3 separate regions of the Mus musculus genome follow, and all the other regions are linked to region 2. A link is a loop called in an ENCODE intact Hi-C map of the cell type or tissue named here. Cell type or tissue: left cerebral cortex. All regions are shown on one strand.

Region 1 (2,500 bases), 210 kb before region 2:
TTTCCAAACAGTGCCACCAACTGGAGCCCACATGTTCAAACACATGAGCCTACTGGGCATATTTCATGCCAAAGTATAGTAGGTATTATGGCCAGCTCTGTTTGGCTGATGGCCTTCTTTAGAGTTCTGAGAATAAAAGAAGTAGAATTATCATACTCTGTATAAATATTCTGTCTTACCAGTACCCAAGAAGAAATGCAACAAGGGCTGAGGAATTGCTGCCAAATAATTTCACAAAATCTTTCTGTATACCGTAATAAGAAAAAAATAATAAAATAAAAGCTAATATCCACTTGCAGACATGTAACTTCATTCCTCAAAATACTTACCATAGACCTTCCAAGAGCCCATAAATTCTATTCCAACATATATATTTGTTTAAAAAAAATAAAGCATAGCAGGACATAGTGTTGATACCTGTGATTTCAGTACTTACAGGCAGAAGGACTGTCATGAGTCTGGGGCCACCCAGAACTGTATAGCCAGTCTCTAAAATAAATAAATAAAGTTTTAAGAAAGGAAGAAAGAAAATAATAGATACCTGATGATTTTATTTATTCTGTATTTTTATATGCTATTAGAGATCAAATCCAGGGTCTTGTGCGTGCTAGGTAAGCATTCCACCACTGAGCCGTGTTCCTAGGCCTGGCTGTATATATATGCTTATACCACCATTCAAAAGGTAGAAATACTCTAGATGAAAAATAAAACTAAATGTGTTATATCTATACAATGATGTTAATTAGTCACACAAAGGAATGGCGATCTGACATATTCCATGACATGAGTACACCTTGAAAATATTAAGCAAAGTAAAAATAGCCCGACATGAAAGAATACTTATTTTATTGATCCCTTCACATAATGGTTCTGGCTTAGAAAGCTTGTAGTAGAGAGGTCGCCAGGGCTTAGGAGAAAGCAGATACAGGGAATTTCCTGTTTATTGGTATCTTGTGTCCTGTCTGGATGATGGGAAGACTCTATTAGTAGAAAGTGATGATAGTTAAAGCCTATACAATAATAGTAAGAAGAAATTTGTTTTGCTTCCCTAACATCTAAAACTCCTCTTTCCCACACCAGATGTCACACCCACAGTCACCACCATCCCAGTGACATGGCCTCCTTAATGACAAACACAGAAAGAGAGATGGTGTTTGGTGCAAGAAGAGACATCACAGAGCCCACCTCCTCCCACAGCCTATACCTACTGAAGAATCTGAAGGACAGGTCCCCAAGGCTGCATTTTCTTTTGTTCCGGGAGCTTCAGAATGCTGTGGGAGTAGAGTGTGTGTGAGCTGTTCTGCCTGACTCCTGGAACCCTTGGCCATGACAGCATCTCATGCTCTTGGTTGCATGTGCTGAGCTCCATTCTCCATGGTGACACATCACAAGAAGGCTGATGTCACATTCTGACAAACTCTGCTCCAAGTCTGCTTTTTCTCAAAGTATTTAGGAAAAATGGTGAGTTTCTCCTTCCTTCCTTCCTTTCAGAACTGCTCTTTCTTCACTGCTTCTGGCCTCTAAATTACCTCTCCTAAGAGGACATACTAAGTCCTTCTAAATAGAATTAGTGCTCATGATCCATCTTTTCTATGAAAGTGATTGTTTTGTGAGGATCACTGATAGATTCAACTACACTGGGCCAACAAGATCTTGGAATACTTTTTCTCATTTCTTTTTCCAGATATATGTTTTCTAGGGTGTATTTAACTGTTAGGCACAAAAAAAGTGTTTTCCTTATTCTCCTTACATCTCAAACATTTTCTCTATCTTCCTATCCTGTCTCATTTTCCCTCTCTGAGATTTGATCCTTGAATCTTAATGGTTGCTAAGTGGAAGGTATGGCTTCTAATAGCTTCTTCCATACTGAATGGGGTGTTGACTTTACCTACCCAAAGACCAAGGGTCTCAGCCTATCTAAATTAAGCAGGCAAAGGGGGGCATTAGAAGTTAGAGCTTAGAGATCAGAGGGTCATCATTTGAAAGAAGCCTGAAAAAGAGTGTGACATTCCTTGAGATATGAAACTACATAAACCATAAAGCATCCAGTAGATTGTCATGGGTAAGAAGAGCACCAAAAATAATAGGGCCCCCTGATCATAGTGAGCCTGCTAACCATGACCCCAAAGAATTACTAATGCTTAAAGCAGAGTTTTCCCTAACCGATTCTGAGTCTGTGAAGCTTTGCAGGCTGAAAATACGTGGACCCAGTTATTATATCTACACAGTACTGACAATAGTTCTGCTTGTGCTCCTGTTGGACCAGGAGGAGACATCACATCTTGTCTGATAGCTGAGATAATCTGAACTTTTGAGCTTAGAACTGAGCAGAGAGAACATGTCAACAGCAGCCCCCAATAAATGTGAAAAAGTCCAATGGTGGGGTGTGAATCATCTTACTAATGTCAAGAAATAAAGTAAGGTTGTTATCACTCTTGATTGGTTAGAAATGGGAGTTTTATTTGGAAAACATTTTATATCTGCCTATAGTTTGCAGGTA
Region 2 (2,500 bases):
GAGAACTATGCTGTAATTCATATAATTCAAATTTAATAAGGAATTACTATAAATAAAAAAATGCATGGTAGGGTCTAGGGAGTTGGCTCAGTGGGTAAGAGCGTGCTAAGCAAGCATGAGGACGTCAGATGCCCAGAACCCACATGAAAGGCTAAGCAGGGCACACATCTTTGACCCAGTGCTGAGAAGGCAGGGACGGGTGGATCCTCAGGGCTTGCCAGCCAGCTGTCTAAGCAAACTAGTGAACTCCAGGTTTGCTGAGAAACCCTGTCTCAAAAGTAAGACAGAAAACAACTGAAGAAGACTCTCAGTGTCTACCTCTGACCTACACACACACACACACACACACACACACACACACACACACAAGGGGGGCTTGGGCATATGAGCACACATAAGCACACGGATAACTGGCTTACTTCTTGAAGTTAGCCAGAATTAACATGTCTTAATTTCTTCTGTTAGCATACCTTCCTGTAACACAAATAAGTCCACTGTCCCCCTGGCCTAGGAAAGGACATTACTACACACATAGAAAACATTTGAGTTCTATTTATGTGAGCAGTTCCTTTACAAAAGAAGAAGAGAAATCTAACCACAAAAAATATTGAAGACCCTGAAGGAGAGACTATCATGGCATTTTTAAAACACGTTTTCTTTTAGAAAATGACTTTTTCCTAAGATTAAAATTCCCAGCCAGTGCTTCGTTTTTAAATCGGACTTTGTGAGCTTGTGGCTCACATCCAGCTCCCTCTGTTTTGTCCTGCTTATTAAGAACATACCACTTCCACATTGAAGAGAGGCAGGTGGGTATTTTCTGGAGGAGTACCAAGAAGAACTTGGTATACCTCAGAAGTCATTTGACCTCTTGGCGCCTGAGTGTAGGGGGTCGGGGCCGGAGGGGGTAACAAGGCCATCACTGCTGGGTTCTGTGAATGTTTAGAGGCAGGAAGATTACCTGGTCCACTGGAACCTCAACCTGGGTGTCTTCATCTTCTTGAACTTCTGCTGCCCCCCTTGTTTCAGATCTCTCTGCTCCAGCTTTGAAAATGCCTTCACCTGTGGAGACAAACTCATATGAAAAAAAAAAAAACAAAATCCAATCGTGACATCGTGTGGCTGAAAGCTGACATTACAGTAAAATACCTAAAGAGGGATATGTAGATTTCAGTTCCTCTTAAAGATCCTGGGCCCCGATCATTATGCTTTAACTGAGAGGAGGTCCTGTGGCCAGAGGAAGGAGAGCAGAGCTCTGCTGGAATGGCTGCCTGCTCACACACTGCTGCTGACTGGTGCCGCCAGTCGCCAGAGATGGAAAAGCCTCCTGGCTGGACCCCAGTCCCCTCCTACCCAGCAATCAGTGACAACGTTCCCTGTGTTACAATACATTTAAGAGTTTCCATTTCCCTGGAGATTGCTATGCATTCAATATAATGTAGGCAAGCGATTCTCTTTATTGAGGGGAGGGAATCGTGTTTTTATTGCAACAGGCTCATGCACACAGTGGACTTTCTGCGGAAAATCAGCGTGCTCTAGCTTTGCAGATTTCTACAGGATTTTTCACAACCTGTGGCTTTAAGCTCTGACAACAGAAGAGACCTAAGCCCCTAGGGATTTAAGCTAAGCTCCTGTAACTTGCTTCCCTTTGCAAAGCAGCAATCTCTGTTGAAGAACTTTTAATGTCTCCCCTCGGGGGGCCTTCCCTTCTCCAGTCCCAGTAATCAAATCCTAGAGCCATCTGTCATTCTGTCTGTCTACTTGCTTCCAGACAGATTTAGTGCTTCAGCCACCCTCACAGATGTCTTCTTTGCCTAATTTTTAAGGCTCCCCAAGGATGGAAATGTTACCTCCTTTACGCTACTCCAGTGTTTGATTATCCCTGCAGCCTAGAAACTGATCCTGTCTTCTGTAACAAAGGCATGATTGTTAGAAAAATTACTTAATGCATGCCACATGACACCACACATTGCTAAAGGTCCAAGGTCAATCTTAACTATATGCAAAATGTATGTTTACATTTGTTGAGGAATAACCATACATAAGACACCAACACTGTAGTGTAAGACATGAATGAGACTTAGTTCCTAGACTGGGATGTAGGTCAGTGCACTCACGCTGTAGAGCACTCACACTGATGTAATCTGCTCCCTGTGGCTGCTTACAGCCCAACAAAGTGAGAGACACTGAACAGTGCAAAGTTGCTCAGAGGTCAGGGGTCTCATAGGTAAGAGGGCAGCAGCTGAACTGTTTCCTCTGGCATTAGGGAAGAGGGCTGGAGTGGAGTGAAATGTCTACCAGGCTCAACTGAAACCAAAACCAGTAGCAGAGGGAAGAGCCCACTGGGATGCTAATTCATTCTCATTATAAATGTTACTAAGGTGGTGGTGCTATACATTCTTAGGGAACATGCATTTCTTAAAAGTAGTGTTGTTATTCGTCTTGCTATAACATGTATACAGTTTGGGAAAGTTAGACGATGAAGGAAATAAATCCCTTCCGA
Region 3 (2,500 bases), 370 kb before region 2:
ACCTCTCATAAATTTAGCTTATGATCAAATACAGGACAAAGAGGCAGAGAAAATAATTCAATATAACAATAGAAAGATCATCTGACCAAAAACAAATTGAAGTTCTAATTGCATGTGATTATGGAGGATCTAAGTATGTCAGGCAAATATTAATAAACATGAAGGGAAAGGCAAATCAGTTGGTACAACAGCACCATGTGGCTTTAATCCCACTTTCAGCAAGGGACCTATCATGCAAAGAGAAAGATCATTAAAGAACTTGTAGAGATCAAAGTGCACCCTCCATCAAGGAACCTAACAGACAGCTCTAGAATAGTCTGTGTTGTAGCTACAGAACATGGCTTCTCATCAGCACATGGAGCATGCTACAGAATAAATTATATGGTCAATGACAAGAAAAGCTCAAAGATCCATAAACTGGAAATCAAATTATTATATCTGCTGGTAGCTAAGCACTAAAACTACAAATCTGTAGTGAAAAGAGGGGGGAAAAACTACTGAAAGTAAAAAAGAGCACAGGACTCAAGCAAACTGTTGGACCAACAGTGGATCAAGGGAAAAGGAAGGAGATTAAAAGATCATTCCAGGCAAATGAACATGGATGCACAGTCTACCAGACCTGTTGCAGGAAGCTGCAAAAGTGGCCCACAAGGGACGATGTATATACTCAGCAGTGCCTGAAAAGATATCTGAATGATCTCACAGACAACCTACCACAAAGACAAGCTGAAACCAAAGAGAACAGCAGGCATAACAACCAGAGCAGAAGTTAATGGAATCCAGATGCAAAAGCAGTTCTAAAGATCGATGAGATGAAGAGCTGATTGTTTAAAAATAATCACATTGATAACCGATAAACCCTTAATTAAGAGAGGTAAAAAGAAATAGAAAAAGACTTGCATGGAGTCAGAGGTAAAAGGAGAGACCATAAAATGCCACAGAAATGAAAAGGACTCTAGAGATAGCTGCCAATAACTGGATGCCAACAAGCTTCATAGCTTGAAAAACTGGAAAAAATTCCTGGATGCAGACACCTTCCAAGATCAGTCATCAAGAAACAACAAACTTCATAGACTCATAGTAAACAAGATTGAATGGATAACCAAAAATGGCTCTCATCAAAAAAACAATGCAGAGCCAGATGGCTTCACTCCTAGGTACTACTGAGCATTTCCAAAAAGAACTAACAGCACTCTTTTTAAATTGTGAGGGAAAGCTTGAAAACTATTATAAGCCCAGTGTTACCTTAACACCCAAACCAGAGAAAGACTGAAGAAAAAGGACAAGCTACTGGGAGGGAGGTGTCTGTGATAAATATGGCTGCCAAATGCTCAACCAAAGCCCAGCAAGTCAAATCCAATGGTAGCTGATGGATTTACCATGGTGACAAGCTTCTCATCTCAGGTTGCACACCTGAGTCAATGTATAAAGCAACAGTAGGATAGAGCTAAATGTTTTCATACTAAACTCTGGGACAAGACAAGTTACCAGCTCTGTTCACCAGACTTCCTGCAGCCATCGCCAGGGGAAAAATAATCAGGCAAGAGAAAGAAACAAAGCAATTTGAATGGGAAAGAAGTCACAGGGTCAGTTTGATGTCATTATCGGATATGTGAAAATCACAGATGGGAGGGAAGGCCCTTGGTCCCGTGGAAGCTTGACACCCCAGCATAGGGGATTGCTAGAGCAGTGAGGCAGAAGTGGGGGAGTGGGTGGAGGAGCATCCTCATAGAGGCAAAGGGGAAGAGGGAAGGAGAGATGGGATAGGGGTGTTGTGGAGGGGTAACCTGGAAGGGGGATATCATTTGAAATGTAAACAAATAAAATGATTAATAATAAAAGGAAAACACCCAAAACAACAGACAAGCAGATCTTCTCCTAATTACAAAGCAAATGTTAACAAGGTGCAGAATATGATGGCCACTCAAACATGAGTAGCACTGGTCCACACAACACTTGGTGGTCTTGGATAGTTAACTTTCTGCTGCTGTGACAAACACCATGACCAAAAGCTCACTGAGGAGGAAAGGGTTTATTTCGCTAACTCTTCCAGGTCCCAGTCCATCACTGAGGGAACCTGAGGTATGAAGATAGAGGAATCTTATTTACTGGTTTATTCCAGACTATCTTTCTTATACAGCGAGGCCTACTTGCCTAGAAGTAATGCTGCCTTCAGTTAGCTGGGCTCTCATCAGTTAGCAATCAAGAAAGTGCCACACAGACCTCTCCACAGGTCAATCTGATTGAAGCATTCATCAAATAAAGACTCCCTTGTATAACTCTAGGCTGTGTCAAGTTGGCAGCTGTAGATCCCCAGGAAAACCAGTAATCAAGAAAATAACCCCATTTTTTGTAGCTACAAAAAGCTATAAAATATCTAAAAGTGAATTTAACCAAGGGAAGAGAAATTAAAGAACACACATGCTATATATGTAAAAATATACAAAATGGAAAGATCTAGTTTTATGGATTATAGAATCAAAATAATTGAAATACTTGT

Evidence for each region. Peaks named below come from ENCODE experiments on the same cell type or tissue, not always from the same donor. Only the 100,000 strongest peaks of a DNase experiment are listed, where the experiment ranks them.
Region 1: a loop joins it to region 2, with 2.5 times the contacts of the local background. A loop is called at or near these places in 3 of 42 quality-filtered maps.
Region 3: it touches region 2 in a loop (3-fold over the local background); 2 of 42 quality-filtered maps call a loop at or near these places.

Annotation. Positions count from the first base shown.
Region 1 is chr13:25,397,001-25,399,500 of GRCm38, reverse strand. No RefSeq gene overlaps it. Among named protein-coding and RNA genes, the nearest start is that of Gm34122, 38 kb to the right of the region's middle. In left cerebral cortex, no CTCF peak of the experiment used is centred here; a DNase peak (open chromatin) is centred at 1,267.
Region 2 is chr13:25,186,235-25,188,734 of GRCm38, reverse strand. Dcdc2a (doublecortin domain containing 2a) reads right to left here. Exons shown (of 10, transcript NM_177577.3): 8 at 959-1,059. Among named protein-coding and RNA genes, the nearest start is that of Nrsn1, 83 kb to the left of the region's middle. In left cerebral cortex, a CTCF peak has its summit at 1,129; a DNase peak (open chromatin) is centred at 1,202; H3K4me3 peaks cover 256 bases.
Region 3 is chr13:25,557,766-25,560,265 of GRCm38, reverse strand. No RefSeq gene overlaps it. Among named protein-coding and RNA genes, the nearest start is that of Gm34122, 200 kb to the right of the region's middle. In left cerebral cortex, no CTCF peak of the experiment used is centred here; a DNase peak (open chromatin) is centred at 1,233.